Linked DNA regions of Homo sapiens: region 1 is linked to region 2. Evidence: read pairs that join two places in POLR2A ChIA-PET (ENCODE). Cell type or tissue: GM12878. All regions are shown on one strand. Each heading gives the region's core, and the rest is flanking DNA. Links, peaks and the distances in the headings are about the cores only. Region 1 overlaps PEAK1 (pseudopodium enriched atypical kinase 1). Region 2 overlaps HMG20A (high mobility group 20A).

What was found. Peaks named below come from ENCODE experiments on the same cell type or tissue, not always from the same donor. Only the 100,000 strongest peaks of a DNase experiment are listed, where the experiment ranks them.
Region 1: POLR2A ChIA-PET joins it to region 2 with 8 read pairs; 2 of 35 experiments call an interaction of 5 or more read pairs at or near these places.

The regions. Positions count from the first base shown.
Region 1 is chr15:77,278,573-77,283,965 of GRCh38, reverse strand. It overlaps PEAK1 (pseudopodium enriched atypical kinase 1), which reads left to right. Exons shown (of 10, transcript NM_001385026.1): 5 at 1-83. It also overlaps the pseudogene LOC646853. Among named protein-coding and RNA genes, the nearest start is that of LINC00597, 56 kb to the right of the region's middle. RefSeq lists an enhancer at 1,153-1,751. In GM12878, for the core only: no CTCF peak of the experiment used is centred there; no DNase peak of the experiment used is centred there.
Region 2 is chr15:77,437,850-77,443,242 of GRCh38, reverse strand. The region is part of intron 1 of HMG20A (high mobility group 20A); the gene reads right to left. Among named protein-coding and RNA genes, the nearest start is that of HMG20A, 20 kb to the right of the region's middle. In GM12878, for the core only: no CTCF peak of the experiment used is centred there; a DNase peak (open chromatin) is centred at 2,662.

The DNA.
Region 1 (5,393 bases), core at 101-5,100, 160 kb after region 2:
AAAAAATCCAAGAAGGAGAAACAAACATTTTCTAATATGAAAGTAGTAATGACTACAGCTATATAAATAACAGTAACAAAGAGGTAAGGAAGTGGCAAGTAATAAGGTCTATGAGTTGATTTAATTTTGGTTTTCATTTATTCCTGGATTAAGAATAAGCATAATTGACTTTTAATATCCTTGTGTTTATCAACCACATACGTTATCCTGACTAATGCAAAGAGAAATCATACTTTATAATAAAGTATTCATAAATTGTAGGTGAGCTAAGGAAAATTTCAGTTAATTTAAAAGGATACTTTGAAAATGAATAAATAAGCATGGGAAGCTAAGCTGTACGTAAAATTAATTATTTCATTGCCTTTATTGAAGTGGGTTTTCTTTTTTATTTCCACTTTGTAGTTGTAGAGCTACAACTGTGTAACTTTTTAGTATTTTTTTAATTGGAAAGAAAATAATTTTAAAACTAGTATGTGGGTATGAGCAGTTTTTCTTGTACAATTTTTTTTTCTAAATTGTCTTTCCTTTAAAAGAAACTGACTTTCTAGACCACATGGTATGATGGTGCTTTCTCTGCAGATATGAAAATTTGATCATTAATACAATCTCCAGTTGTTCTATATTAAAAAGTGTTTTTTAAGATGATTAACTGCATGTTTTCTGTAGAACTAATAAAAGAAAGGAGGATCTCCCAGATGGTTCTAATCAAATAAGGAAAACAGCAAAGGATGGAGTTGATATACAACAAAATTTGAAAGCAACATTTTGAGATTTGACTTATTTTAGAGAAGAAAAATGTATTATGTCCTTTCTGAAGTCTGTTTTTCTTAAGAGTCCATTATAAGATTCTCTTGCCCAGCTGCTGATGTTCTTTCCTGATGCCCTGCCCTACAGAGCTCCACCTCTTATTGCGTACCCATTTTCATGCCATCACAGATCCATGGAATTCAAAATGATATTTGATACAGACTTGAATAGAGCTAGTTTTTAATTCTCAGCTCTATGTATGACTTCAAAACATATGCAAAGGTTTTTTTTACAGCCACTTTTTAATGGTGCCTTAAAGGAAAAGATGAAGAGGACCCTTCATAGTAATTAATTTTTTGGTTTTTGTTTTGAGATAACTCAGGAGCTAGTTTCCTGGAAACTTCAAACTCCTAACACAGTTTCATTAAATTTTACCTATTATAATATGATTGTGTCTTGCTAACCCAGACTGTAGTCATTTTAAGGACTACTGTTAGTTTCTCATTGGCCCATTGTGATTTAGTGTTCATAAAAAAGTTATGACATTTAACTGAGGGTTTGGAATTTTTCAAGATGACTGGGCTTTTTCCTGTGATTTGTGAGTTTCTCTTGTTTGGCTTTAGGCTTAAAGAATTCCTGATCTAGAGTCAACTGCAAGCAAGCCAGGCTTCCAGGCTGGTGTCCCATTCTTATTAAAGCATTCCCTTTGTACACGTGGATGGCCTTGTGATTCAGAAGGCATGGTTTTAATACACAAAGCCTTTTAACTTTTTAAACTATTTCAATAAAGAAATTGCTGAAACAGTAAATTTTTTTTAATGAGTCATGTTGACAAATTCGTTAGCATTAAATTAAGTGTTTTTCCTAGCCATTGATTATTTAGTTTTAATGTAGATTTATTTCTATGTAGTCTGCTTTCTGTGCCAGGATATTTTCTAAAAATGAGATAAGTTCTTAGATGTATGGAAATTCGAGGAACTCTTTGATGTCATATTCAGTAAACCTCAGGATGGCAATAAGGGAAATATGGAGCTGTTGATTTGTGTGTATATGTATGTATGTGTATATTTGGGTGTGTGATCTAAACACACAGGAAATAAATTTGATTTATAGCTTCCTTCTTGACCAAGTTATTTTAAAGTTTAACATGGTGATAGAATTATATGGAAATATTGATTGGTTTTTTCTTTTGTAAGTGTATTGCTGCTTAGCAATTAAATGATTAGATATAGCTCAGGGCTTCGTTTTATTTCTTCATGCTGTATTTGAAAGAATTAAATGGGTTGATTCAGAGTTTTAAAAAATAGAAGTATAGGTAATAAAGGAGAATTACAGAATCTGTTGGCCTGCATTTGTAAGATCAGTCCACTTTGAGTTGCCCAGTTATTTGAATTTATCGGAGAAAAATAGTACCAAGTAAGTATAAATATTCAAGTAGTTATTGAATATTTCATTAGCTTATGTATGCCACGTTTATTTTTCTTAATTCTCAATGTGAGAAATTTGGATGATTTTCATAAATATTCAAAAATTATTCTCCTGTACAAAATTGAGAGTATTGTTGAAAGAGATAATAATTTGCTCTTGGGTCTTTTTATTTCTTTTATGAAAACCCATCTCCAAAAAAATTTAAATGAAAAGTTGCTAATTGCAATGAGGGTTTTCTAGGAAGTTATTAAATTTGATTCTTAAATTGTATGAACTTCCTCAATAGCTTTGCTTATTCTTATATATAAACAGAACATTTTAATATAAGATTTGGTAGTATAATACATTGCTAGTCTGCAGCTCTTCTATAGGAGAAATGAAGATCTTTGCAAAAGATTTGGGGACTCCAGATTTTCTATGTAGGGTTAAAAAAATTTTTTTGATTATATTGAATGAATTCAGTAACAATGGCTTACTTTCTTTTCTCCAGCAATATGAATACCATGTCTTATAAAAATTAATAACAATAGGCATCATTTGGCTGGCAGAAATGGCAGTTCACATACTTTTTTACAGCAAATATAGACATGGTCTGATATAATAAAGGAAATAGACTTTTTTTTTGAGATAGAGTCTTGCTCTGTTGCCCAGGCTGGAGTGCAATGGCGAATCTCGGCTCATTGCAGCCTTTGCTTCCTGGGTTCAAGCGATTCTCTGACCTCAGCCTCCTGGGATTACAGGTGAGTAGCTAGGATTACCGGTGTCACCCCACCTGGCTAATTTTTGTATTTTCAGTAGAGATGGGGTTTCACCATGTTGGCCAGGCTGGTCTCGAAACTCCTGACCTCAAGTGATCCACCTACCTCGGCCTCCCAAAGTGCTGGGATTACAGATGTGAGCCACCATGCCCAGCCAGGAAATAGAAATCTTGTACAGCTCTTATAGTCAGAAGCCTGATTATTCCAAAGATGAGAGTGCTATCTAATAATCATCTAAACAAAGCTACTAAGTAAGGTCAAATGTTTAGAGCTCATAAAAGATCACATAAAACCAATAAGAAGAATATTGCAAGCCAGCCCACACTGTCTGAAGGAAGTTTGTGGAGTCAACTTGAGTACATTAAAATATTTTGTGTTCCTTGTTAATTCTAAAATAATAAAAATTTAACAGAAACATGGAATAGGAATAGGTTTTAGAATAAGAAAAGGCTCAAAAAAAAAAAAAAAGGAAATCATTTGATTATCCCCTTACATTTTGCAAAGTGAAACTAAGGGTGTGAAGCTACATCCTCAAGTGTTATATAGGTGGTAACAGAACTAAGACTAGAATACACTTTATGTATCTATTAAATAATTGAAGATAGAATTTAAAAAGTTCTGATGGGAAATTATTTTATTTTGTTGTTAATTTTTAAGATTTACATACAGTAAAACTGACCTTTTTTTTGAGATGGAGTCTCACTCACTCTGTTGCCCAGGCTGGAGTGCAGTGGCATGATCTCAGCTCACTGCAGCCTCCGCCTCCCGTTTTCAAGCGATTCTTGTACCTCAGCCTCCTAAGTAGCTGGGATTATAGATGACTGCCTCCATGCCCAGCTAATTTTGTGTATTTACTAGAGACTGAGATTTCACCATGTTGGCCAGGCTGGCCTCGAACTCCTGACCTCAAGTGATCCTCCCACCTCAGCCTCCCAAAGTGCTAGGATTACAGGGATGAGCCACTATGCCCGGCCCAAAACTGACTTAACATAAGTTCTGTGAGCTTTAACACATGTTCGGATCCATACAACTACCACTACAAACAGGAAACAAACAGTCCCATCACCCTAGAAAACTTCTGGCTTTCCCTTTTTGGTCAAAATCTCTCCCTACATCTAACAATTACTGATCTGTACTTCATCACTATAGTTTTACCTGTTCCAGAATATTGTATAAATGGAATTTTTTTTCCTAGCTAAACTGTATCCAGCTTTATTAAAGATACCTTCCATAAATAATCATGGTATTTCAGGCAGGACATGGGCAGAAAATCATTAACAGCATACAACAACTTTCAAACTCCCTTCTTCAATGAACTACCAAAAATCAGAAAGCCACTATAAACCCAGTGAAGTCTTCATGTGATGCTCTGAACAGGGAAAGTTTAGAGTGAGGGTTGACATTTCACATTTAGAATGTTGTTTAACAACTTTTCACGAGCCGATCCTGACTCAGGAAGTGAAATGAAAATGACAGAATTTATCTGAAGATCCACAATCTGGAAATGGAACCACTGCTCCTTTGAGGGGCTCCATCTCAGTGGTATCACTGGAACATCCAGATTGTCTGACACACTGGTAACCAATTATTGGGGGTCAGATCCCAGCAGATGTCTGGGTTAAAGGGAGTTAAGTCTATGCTGAAAGGTGGAAAGGGAGAAAAGAACATAAAAACAAATTTGTTTTTCCATCCCACAGGCTTTTGTGCCAAGGAGGCCCTGTGTATCTAAGTCAGGGAATCCCTCCTCCTGAGATCCAAGAAGAAGTCTCTCAAAGCTAGAAGGGAAAGGTATTTTCCCCACATCAGTCCAGCTTTGGAGACATTCTATTAGTGACATATGCCCCTTCCCCCAAAAACAACAGTAAGTGTTCTGTGTGCTAACAGCATAGCTTTGAAACACACACACACACACACACACACACACACACGCACACACGAGCACCTTGGGAGGCTGAGGCAGCCGGTTCACTTGAGGTCAGTTCAAGACCAGCTTGACCAACATGGTGAAACCCCACCTCTACTAAAAATACAAAAATTAGCCAGTTGTGGTGGCGTGTGTCTAATCCCAGCTACTCGGGAGGCTGAGGCTAGAGAATGGCTTGAACCCAGGAGGCGGAGGTTGCAGTGAGCAGAGATGATGCCATTGCACTCCAGCCTGGGCGATAGAGTGAGACTCTGTCTCAAAAAAAAAAAAAAAAAACCCACAAAATTTTGCATTTTTATAAAACTTGATAAAAATAGTATTTCAAACTGTATAGTCACCAGAAGTACACAGTTATCAAAAATGCACGTGCTTCACTTGGCATCTCCAGCACCCTCACCTTTCTGTGTCTGGTCTGTTTTGGCATCTCCATTTTCTGCAGGCTTATTCCCCTCCTTGCCAGTGTCAGCTTTTCCCATTTCTCCTTTGAGTACCTTCTCTCCGTTCTTTGCAGGGACCTTTTTAGGCTTGGTCTCTGG
Region 2 (5,393 bases), core at 268-5,267:
TGGACAACATGGTGAAACCCTGTCTCTACTAAAAATACAAAAATTAGCCCGGTATGGTGGCAGGAGCCTATAATCCCAGCTACTCTGGAGGCTGAGGAAGGAGAATCGCTTAAACCTGGGAGGTGGAGGTTGCAGTGATGAGGGATCACACCACTGCACTCCAGCCTGGGTTACAGAGCGAGATTCTGTCTCAAAAAAAAAAAAAAAAAAAAAAAGTTCAAAGTAGTTATGTCAGGGTGGTGAAATTATGAATAATTACTTTCCAATCTTTGTTTTAAACTCAACCTTCAGCAGTATGGTTTTGTTACTTTAAAGAAAGAGGAAAAGTGCCATCAAGGATCACAGATGTTTTAAAATTAAATTTTAATTTCACATGCAATACTTAGTTTCTTTTTTGTAAAAAAAATATGGCTACACGTAGAGCTAAAATTCCCTTTTTGCCAGACTCTCCATACTCCCCTTTCCAGAAAAACACCATTAGAAGGATTTCTAAGTCCAGCCTGAGTGACAGAGCAAGACTCCATCTCAAAAACAAACAAACAAGGAGTTTCTAGCTTATTGCTGAAAGATGCCTTAAAGATAGTTGCTAATGATATATTCTTTCTCTCTCTCATCAGAATTAGGACTATAGGGCAGAGAAGAGTACGCATGTCTAGCAGGGAGAGTAAGGGCACAATTTATAAACCTCATGCTTTATATTAAAAATTCCCTTAAATTCTGCAGTCAGTTTTATAAAGCAGTATTTATTTTAACACAAGAATTAATGTTTTAAATTGCACGAGGCCAGGACAAGGATCATGTAGCCTCAAAACAGTATTTCCCCATGAGTGCAATAACACACAGCACAGATTCAGTTCATTTTCTTGACAGATAACTGACATATTTTGATACTGAGGGGAAAAAAGTGTTGTGACTTCCTTATTGAATATCTCCACTATATAGCAATATATTGAGAAGTTCTAACTCAATTTATGTCCTATTAACTTTCCAGATAAGTTACATGAAAATACACTGAAATTATCAAACAAGAATACCATTTAATTATGGGAAAACAGACCAGGAAAATGAGCTCAGCATTTCCTTAAGAGGTTTAACTCTGAAAATTACAATATATCTGAGGTTGTTATATGTACATTCTTATGTCACTGGCAGGAAAAGTAACAAGCTTTTGGTAAGTTGTTGTTTTACTTCTTGCCAATATACCTTAAGATAAACCTAAAATGTAATGTGTTTGATTCATCTCTAATTCCACTGGCATCTCTGTGCCTTCAGAAATTGGACTCTAAATTGCCTTACACGAAAAAGAAAAGTTATTGGTACTCTCAAGCTCATCATTACAATATTTTTCCACAGAAGCTTCTCTGGAGGCATTTATTCTTACTAGAAACTCTGTCCAAATATTTAATTTGGCCCTGGGTGTTTAGTAACATTAGAATATTTAAAAGACAAAGTTGATAAATTACAATCAAGATGTAGTAATGTGAGCTATGAGGGAAAAAAAGCTTAACTGTGATTTCTACAACAAATTCACTCAAAATTTGGAGACAAAAAGCATCTCAAATATTTGATAAAGGATGATATGCTGCATAAACTACAAGGAGACAACCTGAGGCAGTAGGAAGAGCTCTGAATCGAAGTCAGGAAATCTGACTTTGAGTTCAGGATATACTACCAACTAACTGGTTTCTGGGATCACTAAATGACTCTGGCTCAAGTTTTTTCACCTGTTCATGAAGAACAAAATCAACTTCAAATTTGTTTAGCTGTCAGACTACATAGAATACTGAGAAACAGTATATTTAATTATATGAACTAGAAACACTAACAAACTAGCAGAAAATAGGAATATATTAAAAATTCAATATAAAATCACAACCATAAACATATATGTACACAAACAAACACAGAGTTCTCTAAGCATGGTATGCACTTCTGAATTCTGTTCATATTTATTTGCTATCTGGGAGGGAGTCTCAGTTTATACTGAGGGCTCTGGAGTCAGACTGCCTAGATTCCAATCTCATCTTTTACGTATTAGCTGTGGAACTTGGGCAAGCTAGTCAAAAGCTCCAAACCAAGGTTTTCTTATCCTATAAATGAGAAGAGTAATAGTACATACTATATAGAAGTTATCTCAAGAAGTAATCTGTGTAAATAAAGCAGGTAGTATGGTGTCATCATATAGTAAGAGCCTAATAACAATAATGATAGCAATAATTGCAGCAAGAATTTATTGCTTACTAAGTACCAGGCACTATTTTAAGAGCTATACGTGTATGATACCACTTAATCCACACATCTGCCGTATCAAGTAGATATTATCATTAGCACCTATTTTATAGTGAACAAACTGATCCACAGAGGGGTTAAGTAACTTACAAATGTTTACTGTGATAGTCACTATGGCTATTCAAAAATATTTAGATCTCCTTTCAGAAACATAAGAGGAAACTTCCTCACTGCCTCAGAGAAGACACAAGGACCATGTAACTCATGGGCAATGAAAGTGAGTGACATATGATTCTTCTGGGCAGAAAATCTGAGTCTATAAGCAATTTGCCATGTTTCCTTCCCCTGAATACAGTGACTGTGGAAGTATATATTATAATGTAGTTTACATCCGCCTGGTTGTCTAAGTGACCACAAATAGCATAGCCCCATGTTGACTCACTTTGGACAAATAGCATAAGTGAGAAAAGAAAGCCACTGAGATTTTGTGGTTGTTTATTACCACAGCAATATAAATAGCAATAACCTAGCCTATCCTAACTGACACCTTCTCAGTTAATAAATTTCAGATTTAAGTAACATCATTATCTACTTATTTATAGTTAATACCCAAGGTTTCAAAATAAATTATGGGAGAAAACAGTACATTTCTATCCATTTACTTCTTTTTGTGTGTGTAAACCAACAAAAGTTCACTATTATCTAGTTTAATACCACAATTTAAGAATTGTTGGTCTAAATGTCTTCATGATCTTAGGCTAGGCAAAGATTTCTTAAAGAGGACAAAGCACTAACCACATTAGAGAAAAGTGACAAATTGGAGTTCACTATAGTTAAGAATGTCTGTTCATCAGAAGATCATGTTAAAGGAGTAAAAAGGCAAGCCACAGACTGGGAAATTATATTTGTAATACATATATTCCCTAAAGACTCATATTTAGAATATACGAAGAACTCCTAAATATCACTAAGATTAAAAATAAATGACCCATTTTTTTAAAAAAGGGGGCTAAATACAAAGCAAGCACTTCATAAAGAGACTATCCAAATGATCAATAGCTATAGAAAAAGAGACAGTATTATATACCCACCAGAATGGCTAAAATAAAAAAAAATGACAATACACAGTGGTAGCAAGGATGGAGAGGAACTGAAATTCTCTGACGGTGCTACTGGGAATCTAAATGGGGACAATCATTTTGGAAAACTATTTAGCAATATCTGTTAAAATACACCTATCCTATGAACCAGCAACTCCATTCCTAGTAATATATCATAGAGAAATGAGTGTATATAACCAACAGAAGACATGTATGCGAATGTTCATAGCAGCTTTTTAAATAATAGCCTCAAAGTGGAACCAACCCATGTGTCCATCAACAGTAGCATGGATATGTTATGATATAGTCCTACAATGAAATCAGTGGAATACTATACAGATTGAACTACTGCTACATGCAACATGGATGAATTTCATAGATATAATGATGAGCCAAGAAGCCAGACCCACGAGAATAAATATTCTATGAATATATTTATATGAAGCTCAATAACAAGTAAAACAACCGTATAGTGACAGAAATCAGAATAGTGGTTATCTCTCGTGGGGAGAGAGAAGGTAATGACTGAAGAGCCTCCTAGAGTGACGAAAATATTCACAGGCACATATATATCTATGTAAAAATTCATTGATTTTTGTACTTTACTGTATGTACCACAGTTTTAAAAAGTAAAAGAAAAAAAGCAGCATTGGTTAAGATGAGAATTCCAAGATTAGAAGGTCCCACAAAGATCACTGAGTCCAATCATACAACCAAGGCTCAGCCCCCAACCTGAAAGCCTCTCTTGGGAATGTCTACTTCCACTTCTCAATAGCTCTGACAATTGTAAAGTTATTCTTTATAATGAACTCCAAACCTACGGACGGGCGTGGTGACTCACGCCTGTAATCCCAGCACTTTGGGAGGCTGAGGCAGGTGGATCACGAGGTAAGGAGATCGAGACTATCCTGGCTAACACGGTGATACCCCGTCTCTACTAAAAAAATACAAAAAAATTAGCCGGGCGTGGTGACAGGTGCCTGCAGTCCCAGCTACTCGGGAGGCTGAGGCAGGAGAATGGTGTGAACCAGGGAGGCGGAGCTTGCAGTGAGCCGAGATCACGCCACTGCACTCCAGCCTGGGTGACAGAGGAGACTCCGTCTCAAAAAAAAAAGAAACTTGAAAACATTTTCTCTTGAAATGAAATTTATCTGGTTTAAAATTGGTAGTAAACAGGCATTTTTTCAAGGGTTTTGGGAAATGCTAGTAGCCTGAAAGCTGTTTCAAATTGTTGTGCTTATAATTTTCTACCAAACGTACAATTAAGCATCTTATTGTATTAAAACCAGCTTCAAAAACAATAATTAAAAACTACATCTAAGATGGAGAAAGCAAACCCAAGCTATATAAGAAAATGCAGAGTATCTTGTAATATCAAATCATAATAGATGTGTATAACCTATAAAACACGTGAATACATTAATATTGTGAAATATGGTCATTTTTTGCTTTATTCTGATTATTCTGATTAAAAGACATGTCATATACTTACTGTGGTTGCATTATGGCATATTTATGTGACTAAAATAGTTAATAATATTTACAAACAATATTGTAAATCTCAGGAGTAACCAAATGCGATTAGACTAACTTTTCTTTGTAGGGCCCTTATGTATTTTTTTAAAATTGCAGTTTGGCTGGGTCCAGTCGCTCACACCTGTAATCCCAGCTCTTTGGGAGGCCAAGGTGGGAGGATCGCTTGAGCCCAGGAGTTTGAGACCAGCCTGGGCAACATAGCCAGATCCTGTCTCTAAAAAAAAAAAAAAAAAAAAAAAATTAAAACTAAAAACCTAGCTTGGTGTGGTGGTATGAGCTTGCAGTCCAAGCTACTTGGGAGGCTGAGGCGGGAGGATCACTTTTGCCTAGGAGTTCAAGGCTGCAGTGAGTTATCATGCCACTGCACTCCAGCTTGGGCCACAGAGCCAGATCTTGTCTCAAAAAAACGAACAAAATTGCAGTTCTAGAAAAGAAGACAAAGTTATTTAGTCAAGACTGCTATTGAGAACTCTCTATCTTTACTTTTAAAGAGTTTCAACTTAGGGCTGCGCACAGTGGCTCACACAT